Linked DNA regions of Homo sapiens: region 1 is linked to region 2. The links are chromatin contacts, found by Hi-C in ENCODE. All regions are on one chromosome and are shown on one strand. Each heading gives the region's core, a stretch centred on a gene start or an enhancer-like site at or near the end of the contact. The rest is flanking DNA. Distances are from core to core; before and after follow the strand shown. Region 1 holds the start of SSTR1 (somatostatin receptor 1). Region 2 holds the start of TTC6 (tetratricopeptide repeat domain 6).

The links. A loop is a pair of places that touch in the nucleus more often than their neighbours do. Pooled maps may share reads with other maps.
Region 1: a loop to region 2 is called in a map of naive thymus-derived CD4-positive, alpha-beta T cell, with 12 times the contacts of the local background. The contact joins the promoter of SSTR1 here to the promoter of TTC6 in region 2. A Hi-C loop is called at or near these places in 1 of 168 maps with a recorded cell type or tissue (naive thymus-derived CD4-positive, alpha-beta T cell), 5 of 37 single-sample maps with no recorded cell type and 9 of 50 pooled maps.

The regions. Positions count from the first base shown.
Region 1 is chr14:38,204,978-38,209,657 of GRCh38, reverse strand. SSTR1 (somatostatin receptor 1) reads right to left here and starts at 1,754. Exons shown (of 3, transcript NM_001049.3): 1 at 1,554-1,754; 2 at 1,049-1,215; 3 at 1-612. The coding sequence starts at 268. It overlaps LOC124903303 (a long non-coding RNA gene), which reads left to right and starts at 371. Exons shown (of 2, transcript XR_007064117.1): 1 at 371-576; 2 at 1,382-2,443. RefSeq lists enhancers at 1-307, 1,291-1,952.
Region 2 is chr14:37,592,532-37,597,702 of GRCh38, reverse strand. TTC6 (tetratricopeptide repeat domain 6) reads right to left here and starts at 2,074. Exons shown (of 33, transcript NM_001310135.5): 1 at 1,695-2,074. FOXA1 (forkhead box A1) reads left to right here and starts at 2,454. Exons shown (of 2, transcript NM_004496.5): 1 at 2,454-2,802; 2 at 4,992-5,171. The coding sequence starts at 2,731. RefSeq lists enhancers at 946-2,145, 1,659-2,518.

The DNA of each region.
Region 1 (4,680 bases), core at 505-3,004, 610 kb before region 2:
TCATCTTGGCATAGCGCAGGATCACGTAGATGACCATAGAGTTCCCACACAGCCCCACCAGGCACACCACGGAGTAGATGAAAGAGATCAGGATGGCGCTGCCCTGGCCCTCGCTCAAGGTCCCGTTCTGGGACGCATTTCGCCCTGGCTCCTCCATGCCGTCCGCAGCGCCGGCCCCGGGGCCCCTGCTGCCGCCGCCTTCGCCGCAGCTGCCCGGGCTGGGGCTAGGAGAGGAGGAAGGAGAGGAGGCGGTGCCATTGGGGAACATCCCAGCTGAGGGGGGCCAGTGGGGCTGCCAGGGCTGGGGCTTTCTCCTCGCGCACCCGCCGCCTGCGCCCTCCCTCCCCACCCGACCGCTTGCCTGCAGCCCACAGCCGCCCAGCGCCTCCGGGTAGAGCGCAACCGCTGCGGGGAGCGCGGCTCCTACCGGCGCCGGCGGGGCGCACAGCCCAGCGGTTGCCTGGGCTCTGCAGTTTGCAGCTCCGGGGTGCCCGGGCACAGGCGACCGTGGAGAGGAGAGGCCAGGATGTGGGAGCACCGCACGGCACAGCCATTAACTGGCGCGGCTCTGGACTGGTAAATGATTAATAGGCACCACCAGCGCGTCAGCAGCTACGAAAAAAGGGGGTGGGGTGGAGAAAGGGAGGAGAGCACATAGGTGGCTTGTCCCCCCCGCCCCCCATTTTTTTCCTTCCCAGTCCTGCACTCTGCTCAACTTTAGTGGCTCCTTCCGGGGTTCCCTCGCAGCACCATCTGCCTCTTGCTCTCAGAGGAACCAAGAGAGTTCCTCGGCCTTACTGGAGGGCGGGTGGGAACCAAAGGTATAGATTCTGTCTCATTCCACTCCTCTCCTACCCAAAGCAAAGACTCAAACGGATCCATGAACATGGATGTCTGGAGTTCATCTCAGTTTCCCTCCATTGCTGCCCTTTTCTCTGGAGACCCCAGCTTCTCTCCCGTCCCGCAGTCCAGAACCCTAAATTCCCTCTTCCCACCCTCGCTTGCCTTGCAGCTCAGACCCGCCAGGGAAGTTCCGGGCCCTCCTTACCCAAAGTGCGCAACCTCCAGACTGAGACGTAGATGGTCGGTGCAAAGTGCATGTGCGGTCTGTTAGCAGGTTGACGATCTTCGCGCAGACCAACTCCCTTCTTTGCGCCTGGCCCCAGCACAGGTGCCCACGCAATTACTCTTAGAATCGCGGAAACTGGCCCTAAGCTGCGAGCGTTATGAGAAGAAAGGACAACCACCGTGCGTTAGGGGCTTCTGCGCTATAACACAGCAGGCAGCTTAGGCTATTGGGAGTGTTCAGGGACCTGAGTGAACCATTCGCAAATCTCTTAATAAAGCTCGTAGCGCTCAGAGCCCCCCGTGTCTCCCACAGGAATATCGACTGCAGAAACGAGGACGCGCAGCTGGGAGCTCTGGAGGAGCTTGAGACTCCCTCCAGAAACGTGCCAGGCGCGGTGTTGGGAATCCACCTAGGTGTTCACTCGGGAAAGATAAGGCTGCGCCGCTTGGAAGGGCTCCACCCGCGTCCCTGCTGTACTTTGTACCCTGGAGAGTTGGCGGGTTCTGGCAGACGAGAGTTTAAAGGCTTGGGCGGGCGGGGACGCCAGCTCTTCTAAATCCAGGTGAGGAGCTGCCGCCGTGCGATGACCAGACCTGTCACCAACCCCAGGAACGGCAGGGCGACATTCGAGTTTTTCCGGGAAGAGCTAGGATGTCAGCTCTTTCTGAGGCTTGATTTGTGAGCTGGCTCTGGGTCACGTGCCCAAACCATTAGGAGATATCAATGTAGGCAAGCCTGAAGCTCACTGACTTCATTTAAGAATCAAAACGGTTTTCCCGTAAGAAAGAATGTATGTTCCGTTATCAGGATTTTAAACGAACCCTGGGACTTACCACCATTCTTACTCTAGGGTCTCTTTGGCTTTCCAACTGTTCCTGTGGAAGGAAGAATCACACTCCATGCAACTTCCCTGTTCCTTTTCATAAACGTTGCTTTGCTCGGTAAGATCCCTGCAAGCCTTTATTTGAAACTAGCCTGTTCACAGGAAGAGTGACCCGCAGCAGCTTAGTGCTCTGCCTCCTTCAAGCTTTGCTGTCTCCAGTTTTTCCTTAGTTTCTCCTTCTCCTCAACCAGGCTGTGCCCGCTGTACTGTAAGTCTCAGTTTTCCTCCTCTCAGTAGAGTTTACTCCAAGGAGAGGCTAAACTCCTCATGGAGGCTATCTGTACCGGTCCAGAATGAAGAAATGGATGCAGAAATTAAAAACAAAAAAGTATATTTCCTAATGCCCTGTTGCTTTATCCAGGTAATCACTTACATATACTGCATGTGTTTTAGTTCCCAAAACTAATTGTCTTGAACAGGAAAGAATAACTTCTGTAGTGTGTTGATGATAGCAATCAAAGACTAAAATAAATGACAGACTTTCATAGGAATGTGTGCAATTATTAATGAGGAATGTGCTAGGATGGAATTTGAAATTTCATACGGCTGAAACTGTTTTAACCCATTATTTTACCTGAACAAATTGCCTTCTTTAAAGTGGAATGTACAATTGGTGTTTAGTTATATTTATTTTTCCTTTACAAATACAGCACATATGGAGAGAAAATAAATGTTCATTAAGTTAAAAGAAAAGAGAGTGGGTATTGTCCCAGAATCCCAGAAGAGCATTTTACTAGCCAAGCCTCATATAATGCCTTAGATGCCTCTGCCAATCACTGACTAAAGACACCTGACTATCTGTACCTCTGGGAGCTTGGATTTCAACAGTCATTATTTAGATGCCTTGGCTTTGATCATGGTTGCTCTTTGGGAAGTGTGTGATGGGAGTCAGTGAAAAACAGCTCTGTTGTTCAGAATTTCATTAAATTCACTTTCAGCTCATCTTAGGGAAAATTTCTCTCAATTTTGTGGCCTCATATACAAAAGAAGAAAACTTAAGACCTGACGTGAGAATGCTTTTTATTTTTATTTTTTTGAGATGCCACTTTTCACCCACTAGGATGGCTATAAGAACATTTTTAAAAACAAAAAATAAACGTTAGTGAGAATGTGGAGAAATTAGAACACTCATACATTGCTGGTGGGAATAAAAAATGATGCAGCAACTTCAGAAAAAAATTTTGGCAATTGCTTAAAAAGTTTAAAAGTTTAAAAGAATGACCATATGAGCCAGCAATTCCACTTCTATTTACTCCTCAAAATTGAAAACAGGTGTTTAATCAAAAACTTGTGCATGAACATTCATAGCAGCACTATTCATAATAGCCAAAAATTAGAAACAATCCAAATATCCATCAATTGCTGAATTAATAAATTGTGGTATATCCATACAATGGAATAGTATTCAACCATAAAAAGAAATGAAGTACTAATACCTGCTTCAGCGTAGACGAAGCTTGAAAACACTATGCAAAGGGAAAGAAGCCAGACACAAAAGGCCACGTGTGGCATGATTCCATTTATATGACATGCCCAGGGCAGGCAATACATACAGACAAGGTACGTTAGTGGTTGCCAGGGGCTGGGGGCAGAGGGGAAAGAGGAAGGACTGCTTAATGGGTATGAGCTTTCTTTTTTGAGTGGTGAAAATGTTCTGGAATTAGATAGTGGTGATGATTGCATAACATTGTGAATATGCTAAAAATCCCTGAATTGTACACTTCAAAAATGACTAAAATTATAAATTTTATATTATGGGAGTTTTACTTCAATTTTAAAAAGCATGAGAGAAAGACAAAGAGAGGGATTGAGATGGATATAAGCTATGCAGCATTATTAAATCTTTTCAGTTATGTATTTATTTTTAAATTATTATTATTATTATTATTATTATTATTATTATTATTATTTTGAGACAGGGTTTTGCTCTATCACCCAGGCTGGAGTGTAGTGGCACAATCACAGCTCACTGTAGCCTTGATGTCTCAGGCTCAAGTGATCCTCCCACCTTAGCCTCTGGAGTAGCTGGGGACTACAGGTGTGCCCCACGATGCCTGGCTAATTTTTAAGGTTTTTGTAGAGATGGGGTCTTCCTATCTTGCACAGACTGGTGTGGAATTCCTAGCTCAAGCAATTTTCCTGTCTCAGCCTCACAAAGTGCTGGTATTACCCGTGTGAGCCACCGTGCTCAGCCCAGTCATGTATTTCTAATTATTGTATTTGTGAACTAATCTATGAACAACAAAAACAAACAAACAAACAAAAAGGGTGGCATTTCTGGGCCACCAGGAAGGTGGATTGGGGTTGCAGCTATTTTCAAATTATATTAAAAGCAGGATCCCAGTTAGAGCGCTATCTTCCCCTCAGATCTCAATTTAATGTAAATATTTCCAAAGAAAAAGGAAAACTGATATGGGCATGAGATCACTTTAATTTGCAAAAAACGCAGCCAGTGAATAGTCAGGACTCAACAATCTTCTTGTCTTGTTAAAAACTTTTTAGGTTCACATGTCTAAAACCTTGAAAAGATTAGGAAGAGCTTGTTTTCTCCCTACAAGTTACCTGTCCTCCAGCCCTCTTTGGTTACCATCTTTCCTATGCCTCTGTGATATGAACATTTATAGATAGAAAAGAAGGAGATGTTTTCCAGAAAGGGGAAAATGAAATGTTCCAATTTAGGAAGTTGCAGATTCTTGAGCAGACTGATTTTCTTCCCTCACTGTAACTT
Region 2 (5,171 bases), core at 825-3,324:
CGAACCTGGGATCCCTGACCTGGATCAAGTCTCCGAAGCTGGCAGAGTCCATTCTGCATCACCGGTCTTGGGCTTTGAAGAAGCCTAGGAGAAATTCCGCTTCGGCCATCACGCTATGAAAAGTGGATTTTTTTTTCTTAAGTCAATTTTTTTTTTTTGAAAATATGAGACTTAGTAGGTTTGGGAAGTGGGCTAAAAGAACATTTGATATTGTAATTGACCCCCCCTTTAAGGTGACAGTGTTTTTCCCCTACTTAAAGCGCCAACTTTTTTGTGCACTATAAAAGCTATTACTATCCATAAATTGTTACTCTCGGTAGAAAATAACCTAGTCTTGCTCGGTGTTATTGAAGAGCCAAGAGGGTATTGGAGAATCACCTCCAGAAGGAACAAGGAAGCTCATTAGCACTGAAAGTCCCCCGGATCAGGCCCAGGAAGCTAAGCATCCGTATACTTTACAAATGGAACTAAAGTCAGCTACTAATGGGAACTTTGCACAAAAGAATTAGTTTCTGACACACAATTCGCAGATACATTTACACAAACTGATGGGACAACTTGCAGTCACAGGAGCAGGCTGCATTAGGGAGGGTTCCTGCCCTACTGAGTTCCAGGTGGATTTAATTTCACTCATTCCTTTCCTTATGATGTGACGTTTCTACCCCCCCACCCTTTTTGTAAAAAAAAAAAAAAAAAATGTAATCCAATGCTTTTATCTTTTTTTATTTCCTTAACTGCACATCTTCACCCTCTCTGCTCCCCTGCTGACTTAAGAGATTTGTTTGGTTCAGGGATTTAAAGTGATTCTCTTGCCAGATTTCAAGTAAAAGAGATTTAAAAGAACAAAGCACAGGGAAAAAGGTATCTGTTTGGAAGACAAGTTAAAACACATTTCTTAAAATGAGATTAATAACATTTTAAAAACTTTGCAAAACAAGAAGATTTTGCGGATTCTTAATTACTTTAGATTTTATTTTATTGTTACTTAAGGAAACCTAGTGGTTCTACAGGCAGTACAACAAACACATGGTCACAGACACTCAGAAACACACACAGTCACACATGCTCAGAAATATACAAACGGTCACACACTCAAAACACACGCACCATCTCCCAATCTATCACCAACTAATTGCCTATCACCCGGTCACTTCAGTTGTTCTCTCTCCCAGGACAAGTGGGCAACCACCACCCAGGGCCTCATGAGAGTAAAGAGACTTTGCGTTGGGAAGACTCTCCCACCGACGTCCAGGACCGATTAGGAACCAAGCGAGCCCCTGAGATCTCAGCCCGGACCCTCCGGGTCACAGACAGGACCAAGCGCCGCTGCGGGCAGTCTCGGGCTTCTGCCTGGCATCTCTTTCGCAGTGCAGATGCGTTCCCGCGCCCAGGCCCTTGCTCTCCCAGCTAACGCGCGTGTTATGGGAGATGTCCCCTCCCCCTGACCTTTTCCTATCAGAAACCAGACGGTCGTCTCCAGCTCACTCCCTGAAGCGGCTGAAGGGGGGCGGGAGGAGGAGCCCGGCAGGGGGAGGACGGCCCGACTTGGGTCCGCCTGCCCTATCACACAGACATCTGCTCTCAGTTTCTTCCTCTTTGTGGTCGCTACAGATGACAAGGGGAGAGGAGCGGACCGAGGCGGAACAAAAAAAAAAAGTTATGTCATAAAGATATAAACCGGTGCTGTGACTCACCTGCTCTTAGCCGCAGGTACGAGTTTCGTGGCAGCGCCTCCGCTCTGCTAGCCCGGGGCCCGGGTCGGCCTAACGTCACTTGGCTCGGCTGACTCAGATGACCCGGTTTCTAGTGACGAAGCAAAAGTGGGGCTTTTTCCCTTTTCTAGTCTGAAGCTCTCAGGAGGAAAGAAAAAAAAAAGTCTGTATTCTCCAGTCTCCCGGGGTTGAACTTTGGGTCAGGAATCAGGAGGGAGGAAGCAAAGAGCAGGAGGGGCGCGAGACTGGGCCGCAGCCCGCGCTCGGAAGGTGGCGTGTACCTCTGGGGAGGGACCCCGGGGTCAGTTATCCCACAAGGTCTCTAAGCCCAGTCTCCGACGCCACCGCCCCCGGCCTTCTCCGGCTGCGAGGTTCCGATCCAGAGCCCTAGCCCGCCCGCCCGCCTGGCCCCGCCTATTTTTTCTTTTTCCAAAGGGGGTTACACCCCCTCCCTCCCCATTTCCCTCTTTCCCTAGCCTCCGGGCCTAAACCAATTACACTGCTTTGCAAACAAAGTGAGGGCCCCGCTTGGGGGAGGGGTCGCGGGGGAGGGGTCGCGCGCAGCGGTGAAGCGGCGGGGCGGGAGGCGCGGCGGCCGGACTGGCGGGCGGCCGCCTTGCAGGTGCACCTCGGGCTTTGTAGGTGCGAGCGTCTTTGTGCGGCGGACAAATGGGGAGAGGACGAGGAGGTGGGCACTCAAGCGACGTAAGATCCACATCAGCTCAACTGCACTTGCCTCGCAGAGGCAGCCCGCTCACTTCCCGCGGAGGCGCTCCCCGGCGCCGCGCTCCGCGGCAGCCGCCTGCCCCCGGCGCTGCCCCCGCCCGCCGCGCCGCCGCCGCCGCCGCGCACGCCGCGCCCCGCAGCTCTGGGCTTCCTCTTCGCCCGGGTGGCGTTGGGCCCGCGCGGGCGCTCGGGTGACTGCAGCTGCTCAGCTCCCCTCCCCCGCCCCGCGCCGCGCGGCCGCCCGTCGCTTCGCACAGGGCTGGATGGTTGTATTGGGCAGGGTGGCTCCAGGATGTTAGGAACTGTGAAGATGGAAGGGCATGAAACCAGCGACTGGAACAGCTACTACGCAGACACGCAGGAGGTGAGAGGCAAGGCGAGGCGGGCGGCCGGTGGGGCGCCGCTGGAGCCCGTGCCGGGGGAGGCCGGGGAGCGGTGGGCGCCAGGCAAGGCAGGCAGGCGGGCCGGGGGCGCCTTCTCGGTGCCACCGCTGCCCGCCCGCCGGTGTGGCCCCGGCCGGGCCTTGGCCGGGCCTGGAAGCGGGACCTGCTGCCCTGCTCTGTCCCGACTCTCGCAGCCGGAGAGGGAGTTTTAGGAAACTCCGGGCTTTGAAAACAGCGGCTCTAGGAAGCGCTTGCCTCTTCCCAGCAGCGAGCGGGAGCAGGAGCCGGGCCCGGGGTGCAGCGGGCGGGCGAGCGCCGGTGCGAGTTGGAAGCAACTCTGAGAAAGCCGGAGCATACCCACAAGGCGACCTCTTCGTCCCACCGTTTAATTCGCAGACGTCTTCTGATTAAAGCGCTCTGCCGCCAAGTTGGGTGTCTCAATAATGAAACGATTTCTAAATTTTGTAAAACTTGTTCTTCAAAAGCCCTATTTGGGGAGAAGTGTGCTCCTTCTCTAAAACCGCTGGGTGGCGCTAGTGCGACCAAAATCTTCTTCACAACTCTGGGCCGAGAACCTGTTTCTCTTCATTGTCCCCTTGGTGGCACGTTCATGGGGGTTATTTTTACAATGTGCACAAAAGGATTACAGGGAAAACCAGTTACAGGGAGGACTACCACCTATTAAAAGTATTTTTCTGGAAACAGCTGGCGATTACCCTCCAAAAGTTTAATTACCATTATTGAAAACGCGTATTGGAACTGCCTTGGATAATCTTGGGAAGAGGGAAAGAAAATAAAGCCCCAAGGTAAAAAATACTTTTAAGACGTGGACAGAAAAATATAGGATCACGTAATATTTTGATGGTAACTGACTTATTTAGATTTATGTATTCACAAGTTTACCTCTGAGTTTATTTGCATACCATAGTTTACTGGGTGTTCCTATTTAAATCTATTTGTTCTCATATTTTCAAATTGAGTCATACTTGCTGATTAAAATAAACTTAAGGACATCATTATTCCTTATTAAATTACCAGAGGAGTGCTTTTTAATATGCCTAGGTTTTGTATGTTTAAAATACTGTACCTAATGCATTCCCACATCGCTATTGATAAGGATTTTCGCTTGTTGATGATTTTAAAAGGAGCTCAGAGGTCTTCCAGAGATTTAATTCTGACGCAGTCATCTCGACCCCACCATTCAATTAAGACCCCTAGCGAAAGTACTTTCTTACATGTTAAAGCTGAGAATTAGGAAATACAATAGCATTAAGAGAAAATAAGTAGAATTTGATTTTCGAATTTTAAATTATTCAAGACTACTCACGGAATCTCAAAGCCAGGCGTTGAAATCATCGGCAGCAACATCAGCATGTGAAAAAAAAAAAAGATTTATTTTGACAAACTGTGTCACCAAATTTTTCAAACAGGGGACTGTAAAGTGGTGACAAAATTAATGCGAGTTTCTAAATAGCTTGCAAAGGTGTACATGTAAAGTCATGTTAAAATAAAATGCATATAGCACTTTGAGATTATTATAGCACCCCCTCCCAGCCCTTTCTGTTATGGATCTACTTTTAGTTTTATTTTTCCAAAACTTATTTAACTCTGAGTTTGCTTCCCTTTTAACATTACAGTTGCTACAAGCAGGTAGAAAACACTACTTCTAAATACAATAAACAACAAAAAGTCACCATAGGCAAAAACCCCTAGGACAATAAAGCCACTTGTTGGGAAACAGATGATTCAGGGGGTCCCATGTCCATAGGTGATTTGCTCTATCAACGATTTCCCCCCAAAGGGCGCTTTGCCGAGGCTGGTTGGGGTGGAGACTTGGGATACCGCCTGGCGTGGATGGAGGAGGCGATGAGGGGGCCCTGGAAGCCAGCCCCTGAGCCTGGCGTGTAAGGCGATTACACATCTTCCTGGGGTCATATTTTCTGTGAGCGTTTATCTTTCATGCCTGCCGCGCTAGGATTTTCCCCCTGCCGTGCAAGACATCTTTGCTCGGTCTGGGGAGGGCGCTTAGCCATTTGCCCCGGGTGGGGGCGTCCCGTGTTCTGCAAAGTGCTCTGCACTTGCCCCCGGGTTAGGTCCCGGACGGCCGCCCTCCAGTGCCCACCACTAACCCCGCCCTCCGGGGCTTCTTCACTCGCTGTCTCCACTCCAGGCCTACTCCTCCGTCCCGGTCAGCAACATGAACTCAGGCCTGGGCTCCATGAACTCCATGAACACCTACATGACCATGAACACCATGACTACGAGCGGCAACATGACCCCGGCGTCCTTCAACATGTCCTATGCCAACCCGGGCCTAGGGGCCGGCCTGAGTCCCGGCGCAGTAGCCGGC